2 separate regions of the Mus musculus genome follow, and region 2 is linked to region 1. A link is a loop called in an ENCODE intact Hi-C map of the cell type or tissue named here. Cell type or tissue: heart. All regions are shown on one strand. Links, peaks and the distances in the headings refer to the core of each region. The heading gives the core; the rest is flanking DNA.

The links. A loop is a pair of places that touch in the nucleus more often than their neighbours do. Peaks named below come from ENCODE experiments on the same cell type or tissue, not always from the same donor. Only the 100,000 strongest peaks of a DNase experiment are listed, where the experiment ranks them.
Region 2: it touches region 1 in a loop (8-fold over the local background); 12 of 42 quality-filtered maps call a loop at or near these places.

What each region holds. Positions count from the first base shown.
Region 1 is chr16:64,896,874-64,901,272 of GRCm38, reverse strand. No RefSeq gene overlaps it. Among named protein-coding and RNA genes, the nearest start is that of Gm33971, 25 kb to the right of the region's middle. In heart, for the core only: a CTCF peak has its summit at 1,984 (motif pointing right); no DNase peak of the experiment used is centred there.
Region 2 is chr16:64,752,343-64,756,741 of GRCm38, reverse strand. No RefSeq gene overlaps it. Among named protein-coding and RNA genes, the nearest start is that of 4930453N24Rik, 16 kb to the left of the region's middle. In heart, for the core only: a CTCF peak has its summit at 1,836 (motif pointing left); no DNase peak of the experiment used is centred there.

The sequences.
Region 1 (4,399 bases), core at 190-4,189:
TCTGCCACTTGCTCCAACATCATCTCTTTGGGGTTTCTATTACAGAGCCAGCAGTGCCCCCACCTACACTCACAAAAAAACAGAAATAGTGTTGTCTCCAGAAGGCCTGCTAGAAAACCTGTAACACAATAAAAACCAGGAGCACTACAAACCAGGTCTTATTTCAACCATAGGGATAACGCAACACTCGCCAAAGCACTGAGCTGCTGTGAAATCCTCTAAAAGCTTAAATTCAAAAACATAAGAACCAAACTCTTTTTCAAGAAACATAAAACTCAGAACCAAGTTCAGAAAATGTTTATAGGATTATAGAAGTAGCCAACACCCAGCAAAGTAAAACAGACCAACACAAATGATTGGGCATCCAACGAAGCAGAAAGTGTAGCACAATACGGAAAAGCCATCTACTCAGCCAAAAACATTAAAGAGCAAACATGTTCGAATTAATAAGAAAGATCCCTTTTCAAAATGTAACTGTATTCCATACATTTTAAAGCATCAGCAGAGGCATGAATACTGAAAAGAGCTATCTGAAGATTTTAGAGCTTAAAACTAGTTTATCAAGGCTGGAGAGATGGCTCAGCAGGTAAGAGCACTGACTGCTCTTCCAAAGGACCTGAGTTCAGTTCCCAGCAACCACATGGGGGTTCACAACCATCTGTAACAGAATATGATGCCCTCTAACCCAATCACAAAAGAACTCAAATGATATGTACTCACTGATAAGTGGATATTAGCCCAGAAACTTAGAATACCCAAGATATAAGTTACATTTTGCAAAACACATGAAACTCAAGAAGAACGAAGACCAAAGTGTGGACACGTTGCCCCTTCTTAGAACTGGGAACAAAACACCCATGGAAGGAGTTACAGAGACAAAGTTTGGAGCTGAGACAAAAAGATGGACCATCTAGAGACTGCCATATCCAGGGATCCATCCCATAATCAGCCTCCAAACGCTGACACCATTGCATACACTAGCAAGATTTTGCTGAAAGGACCCTGATATAGCTGTCTCTTGTGAGACTACGCCGGGGCCTAGCAAACACATAAGTGGATGCTCACAGTCAGCTATTGGATGGATAACAGGGCCCCCAATGGAGAAGCTAGAGAAGTGCCCAAGGAGCTAAAGGGATCTGCAACCCTATAGGTGGAACAACATTATGAACTAAACAGTACCCTGGAGCTCTTGACTCTAGCTAGAGAGGCCCATTGGACTTGCAAACTTTATATGCCCCAGTACAGGGGAACGCCAGGGCCAAAAAGTGGGAGTGGGTGGGTAGGGGGGTGGGGGGGAGGGGAGGGGGGACTTTTGGGATAGCATTGGAAATATAAATGAGGAAAATACCTAATAAAAAAAAGAAAAAGAAAAAAAAGAATATGATGCCCTCTTCTGGTGTGTCTGAAGATAGCGACAGTGTACTCATATACATAAAACAAATAAATAAATTTTCAAAAAAAGTAGTGTGTGAAATGAACGTGTTGAGTAAAGTTATCGAAAGAATTGTTCCAAATAGGTAGCATACACCAGCTGATATGAGGCCCCCAACACACATGCAGGAGAGGACTGCCAGGTTTGTATTTATTCAAAGACTATGAACCTAACCCTCAAAAGACTGGAGGTCCCAAGAAGTTTAGAGGTCAGGTGGAATGGGGGTGGGGACATCCATGTGGAGACAGAGGTGGGGAGGAAGTGTGAGATGTGGAACAGTAGGAGGGTGAATGGGGGTGGGGTAATAAAATATGGAGTATAAAAATAATTAATTAATTAAAAAGAGAAAGAATTGTTAATATTCTGAACAATTAGAAGATACACATAGGAGAGAGTGATCAGGTGTGTGTGTGTGTGTGTGTGTGTGTGTGTGTGTGTGTGTGTGTGTAGCAATAGCAATAGCAATAGCAATAGCAATAGCAATAGCAATAGCAATAGCAATAGCAATAGCAATAGTAGAATTATCACAGAGGCCAGAAGAGGGCAGTAGACCAGAGGCAGTTGGGAGAGAGCCAGGCAAGGCTAGAGTGAGTGCTAACCACTGAGCCACTTCTCCAGCCCCAGAAAACTTTTTAAATGAACAATGAATTATTGCTCAGGAAACACGGGTTAACCTGCACATACTTTTAAGTCACTGAAGGAAGAGGAAAGGGGAAGAAAAAAAAGTTTAAAGAAACATCGCTGACTTTGTTTTCCAGACCGGATACAGACTATAAAGCCTCCAATCTTGGAAGCTCAACGGACTCAAATAAAAGAAACAGAATGAAATCTATACCAGGGCATATCACAATCAAAGCACTCCTGGCCAGGGAAATCTTAAAGTGAGGCAACCAAAAAAAAAAAAAAAAAAAAAAAATCCAGTAATAGCTGGATATGGTGACTTGTGCCTGAGACAGGTTGAATGCTAGCCTGGTCTATGGAGAACTTCAGGCCAACCCGGACTCCACAGAGAGACTTGTCCACCAAATAAATATATAAATATATTTACAGAGGTAGAAAATTTCATAATGGCAGGAACAAGACAAGCTAGAAGACAAAGGAGCGGTAATTTTAAAGCTTTGAAGGAACAAAAAAATTAATTCTTGCTAAATAAAAATATTACTAAAATAAGATTAAAGACATATTTAAACATACGAAAGCTGGAAGATGTTAATATAACCACACTGTCCGGGTTATGAAAGGAAACTTTTCAGTTAGAACAGAAATATGGCAGTAAGCTCTGTACCACGAGCCAAAGAGCCCTGGAGATAACAAGTGTGTTAGTGAATACATGTGTTTCCTCCCACTCAAAGCTTTTAAGCTGAATGGCTTTAAACAGCAATAATCACAGCATAGTGTGAAGTTGGTAATGTATGAAAAGGTAAAATTACACAGCAATATAAAGGTCAGGAAAAGATGCTGAAAGGCGTAAAACCACGAGGGTTTATGTTGTTCTTGAAGTAGCATAATGTTATTCGAAGGTAGGCATGACAGTGTAAAGATGCATAGTAGAAACCTTAACATCCCCACTAAGATGAAACACAGACATGTAATAATAGAAAGAGGGGAACTCAAAGAAAATCATACAAATCCTAATCCAAATGAAGGGAAGAAAAAAAAATAGGGAAAACAAAGCAAATAAGGTAGAAGACACAAAGCTTAAATAGAAATAAATATTAATAAGATGACACATTTGAGCAGAATAGTACCTTGTGTATATGTATGTATATATACATGTGTTTGTGTGAGTGTGTGTGTGTGTGTGTGTGTGTGTGTGTGTGTGTGTGTGGTGTATCTGAGTGTGCCTGCTTAGCCTTGTTAGTAAGCATATTCGATCTGTTTTTCAAGTATCTAAGTAAAAAAAAATTGTCAGGTTGGATTAAACAAATCAAACACACCAGGAGATGGTGACATATACCTTTAATCCCAGTACTCTGGATCAGAGGCAGGCAGGTCCCTGAGTTCGAGGCTAGCCTGGCCTACAGAGTGAGATACAGAATAGCCAGCGCTACAAAGAAACCCTGTCTTGAAAAATTAAAAAATAAAATCCCAGAAAAATAAAAATTATTATTTTTATTTTTGTAAAAAATAAAAAAAAAATCAAGACCTGAATCTGTGTTGCCATGTAAAAAGAACTTTAAATATAAAGCTATAAATAGATTACTTGTCAAAAGATGACCAGGTATCGTGGCTCACACCTTTAATCCCTGTTGTTGGGAGGCAGGGAAAGGTGGATGGATTTCTATGATTTGAGGCCAGCCTGGTCTACACAGCAAGGTCCAGGCTAGCCAAAGCTACATAGTCATATCTTGTGAAAAAAGAAGGAAAGAAGGAAAGAAAGAAAGAGAGAGGGAGAGAGAGAGAGAGAGAGGGAGGGAGGGAGGGAGGGAGGGAGGGAGGGAGGAAGACAGAGAGAGAGAGAAAGAAAGAAAGAAAGAAAGAAAGAAAGAAAGAAAGAAAGAAAGAAAGAAAGAAAGAAAGAACAAGAATAGGAAAACAAACATGGTTTGAATGTGAAGTATCTCGCATAGGCACAACTTATTTTCAGTTGGTGCCACTGTTTGTGGGACCTTTGGGAAGCAGAGCCTTGCTGAAGGAGGTGAGTCACTGAGACTTGAGGACTTAAGGTTTGATAACATGACCCCAGTATCTGTCTAAACTCTGCTTAAGAACTCACTCTGGGCGCTGGAGAGATGGCTCAGTGGTTAAGACTACTGGTTGCTCTTCCAGAGGTCCTGAGTTCAATTCCCAGCAACCACATGGTGGCTCACAACCTTCTGTAATGGGATCAGATGGCCTCTTGGTGTGTCTGAAGACAGCTACAGTACTCATATACATTAGATAGATAAGATAGATAGATAGATAGATAGATAGATAGATAGATAGATAGATAGATAGATAGATAGATCAATCTTAAAGAACTCACTC
Region 2 (4,399 bases), core at 241-4,240, 140 kb after region 1:
ACCTCTTTCTTGATTATTGACATCATTCCCATCATTCCTCTCTTTCTTTCCTAAGAATTTAGTCTACACTCTGATATCGTGACTTTTGTTTTTCATGGGTATTGGGGGAATATATAATCAACCATCTGATCGCAGTAATACCCAATAAATCTCATATGCCACCATGAGTAACTGAGCTACCTCTAATGGTGACAGCATCCACGTGGGTAAATAGGAATGAAAACTGGTGTAGCCACTAGGGAAGTCGGTGTAGGTTCCTCAAAATACTAAAAATAACGACTACATGACTAAGCTATTCAGCTCCTACATATAAATACCCAAAAGACTCTAAGTCAACGTACCACAGAAATATTGCTGGTCCATGCCTATTTCTGACTATTCTCATTACCAAAGAAATGGAACAGGATTATATATTACCAGCAGATGAATGGATAAAGAAAATACGTATACGTATGCACAATGAAGTTTTATGAAGCCATGAAAACATTTTAGATCATGCAGGAGATTGGCAGAAAAACAGGTGCAACTGGAGATCATTACATTAAGTAAAATGAGCCAGCTTCAGAAAGACAAATATGCCATTTTTTTCTCATATGTACAATTTCATTCTCTATCTCTCTCTCTGCCTTCCTCACTGCATGTGTGTCTGAAAGGGGACCATGGGATGAGAGGAAGAGATCTCAAAGCTAAGCAAGAGATGAAGGGGGACAAAAGAGAGTAATGTGATGCTAATGACAGAAGAGCAGAACCTCTTAGTGGGAGGCAGGGGACCACTTCCTCGACATGAGAGTAGGGGCACTGGAGGAGAGGGATCAGAACACAGTTCAATGACATACATGTATGAAGATTCTATAAGGAAATAAATGCATGCCTTTGTGTGGTAACTTAAAAAAATAGAGGAGAGAAAATTTGCCAATGTTTCAGAAGACTTCAGACTTTTGAGCAATGCTGGTACCAAGTCAAGGAAAACAATTGCAGATAGACTGAAGGTATCTTGTATTGTGAGAGGTATGCGAGCCTTTTTAAATTGGGGTGGAAGATTATGGCTTAGATTGTCAATATCTCCTAATGTCTACTATGAAAAAAATGGCCAAAGTTTGGGCTCTTGTGAAGATTCTGATCTCATGAATGGACTAATTTATGTTTGGACTCATGGCTTAGTGAGTTCTAGGAAAAAGGCCTATAAAAGTGAGCTCTCTCTATGTTTTCTGGTCATGATGTGATAGCTTTGATCTGTTATTTACTTCCCACCATAGATGTTCTGCCTCATCACTGGCCTGTGCACTAGAGCCATCCAAATGCTGACTTTTGCCTCTGAAACTGTAAACAACCCCCCTCCCCCGAATAGGTAAAATTTAAAGATTAAGTGAAGGGTTATAATATAAACAAATTAGGGTTTTCTTAGTCAATTTTGAATGAGAAGATATATTTTATTTTCTAAAGTAAATTTGTTCCAATTAATGGATTTGTCCTGCTGACACAAGTTACTGATTTCCTGAGGATTTTGATAAAAATTCTAGTTTTTCCACTCTTGAGTATTAACTTTAAATCATCAAATTTTAATTATTTAAACATGTAGACTAGATTCCATTTTACTAGAAACAAATTTATAAAGGTCCAGATAGCATGAGATATATTGCAGATGGCTTCTTCTTTGCATCTGCATCCCTTCTTGGTTGCTCACAGTTTTTCACTTAGTATTAAGAAGAATTAGAGCCCTTTATCCTTTCCTTGCTCAGCACCAGATGTCTAGGATGCCTCTTAGCATCATCTGGAAGGAAAGCCCCCTTCGCAGCATTGCAAAGCAGAATGTGGAAATTTACTGACATCTTGTGGCCAAGTCAGTTCTCCGAGTGTTTTCTGTCCACATCAAAGGATTGGCTTCCTATTGGTCATCCAACAAAAAAATACATCTGTCTGAAGGTCCTGAAGTTTGTGATAGTTTTGAAGTCCTGTCTCAAAGAGTTGCAAGTTAGCAGCAGAGCACTTGTCGGTCTGCATATGCACTCCAACTCCAGCATAGCACCACAAAACAAGAGACCCCATGTTCTGCTTTATTAAACAATTTTTATATTAATTAATTAATTAATTAATTAATTATATAAGGGGCTGGTGAGATAGTTCAGTGGTTAAGAGCACTGATTCATCTTCCAAAGGTCCTGAGTTCAAATCCCAGCAACCACATGGTGGCTCACAACCATCTGTAATGAGATCTGATTCCCTCTTCTGGTGTGTCTGAAGACAGCTATAGTGCACTTACATATAACAATAACTAAATCTTTTTTTAAAATTTAAAAATTAATTATGTAAAATTTAAAATTGTACGTGTGTGTGTGTGTAGGTCAGAGGACAGCTTTCAGGAGTGGTTTCTTTCAAAGTGGTATCTGAGATTACAATCAGGTCGTGGATCCTGACAGCAGACGTCTTTTCCTGCTAAGGCTTCTTGCTACCTCTCTCCCTCCCTCACCTTCCCAACCCCAAGTCTGTTTTGAATGATTGGCCCATGACAAGGGTTGACAATGGCTGTGATGACTTTCCCATCCTGGGGCAGAGGAGGGAGGGGCTGTGGGATAGCCACTTGAGGAGACTGGGTGGGAGGCCCCATGGGATGCCTACAATGAATTTTAGTAGCTGAGCTCATGACTTAGAAAGCAGATTTTAATCATCACTAAGGAGAAGTCACAGGATTCTTGTGGGCCAGGCAGGAGAAGGGCATCCAATCAGTATGTGTTTTCTATTCTGGTGTCCAGTCTCCCTGGCTCTGTGTGTCTCCTGTGCACCCTGGAAACTTTGTATATTGGGTGAGGGGATTTGTAAGTGTCTGGCAATTAAACCTTTGTCTTCTGGAAGTTAGTGACCTTTTCCCCTTTTCCTCTGGAAGTACTTTTTACAAGATTTGTAAGTAAGAGCTCTCCATAGTCTGCGTACCGTGAACACATTGCAGCGAACCTTCCATACTTCATTCCTCTGCAAGGCATAAGACTTTGCCAGGTTGCTCAGCCGCCACGATCAATTTGCCTTCATTCATCTTTTAGACTTAATTTGCCAGTTCTAAAAATCTCCTAGTCTTTCTCAATTTTAGTCTTTAATCTTTCATGTTCTGAGCAGAAAGGGTCAGAAAGCTAGCCTGTCTTCAGCCATGGCTGAGAGCCTGGCATCCTTTTCTTCATACTGCAGTGCAGCTTGATATATGGTTAGACAATAGAGGGTTGGGCATTCTTGCAATACTTTAGCAGTGCTGAAATCTGCAGCATGGTACGAAGGAAGCTAAAGTTTGAATGTAACCACTTTATTTAAAGGGTTTTTCTTCTTTAATTTAAATGTCACCGAACTGAAGTAAACATAATTTTGTTGACCATATTCATGAATTATGAACATTATTATTATAGAATTACTATAGATGCAACATGCATTGGTAGACTCATGTGATGGTCTGATGTGATAACTTCATTTCATACATTTACATATCCTGGTCTGTATGCATTTGCATAAACAACAGCAACAACAAATTCCTGCCTTGCTCTGATTGAAGGATTTCCAGGACTGTTGTCTGCTCCTGAAGTTTGTTTTAAGTATGTGTATCCTTTGTTTGTATTTTGTATTAAGAAGTAAGGAAAAGAACCCCTTATTGTTGAGCATGTTGATATTGTCTTCTTTATTTTTTTTTTCCTTCTTGGGAACCTATGAAACAAGTTATTCTTTTTCTGTAGGGTTTTTTTTTTTTTTTTTTGTAAACCTTTTGGTTTGTTTTATTTAAAAATGGCTTTATAAAAGGGCTTTTGTAAAAAAAAAAAAAGAATTGAAACTAAATGCTCATGCAGTTAGGCAAGCAAGAGCTCTTCTGTAGCATTGTATCCCCTTTCAGACTGCTGCTCTCTGGGCTTGTCTCAGTCCCTCCCCATTGATATTATTCTGGTGAGGGATGTTGAAGCCAGCGCTGAAATGAAGGTCTGCAATGCTACTTTATGTCATTCAAGTCTGAAAAAAAAAAAGCCAGAATTTTGCACATCAAAAATAACTATGCTGAATTGCAGAGGAATTGCTAACATTTTAAATATAAACTTTATAGCCCAACAAGGATACAGTAGGGTAGGTAAATTTTTGGGATGGGGGCAGGGAATTTTTAGGAACTGTAAATGTTTATGCTTGGCAAATAACTGTTTAAGAAACCTGACTTTTTTCGCTTAATGGACTCCTAAATAATCTTTGCATTGTTACTTACTGAGGAGAGAAAAAGAGAGGGAGAGGAAAAGGGAGGGGGAAGGGTATGGGGAGGGGGAGAGGGAGAAAGGGAGAGGGAGAGAGGGAGGGGGTAGAGGGGGAGGGAGAGGGTAAGGGAGAGAGGGGGAGGGGGAGAGGGAGAGGGGGAGAGGGATAGGGAGGGGGAAGGGAGAGAGGG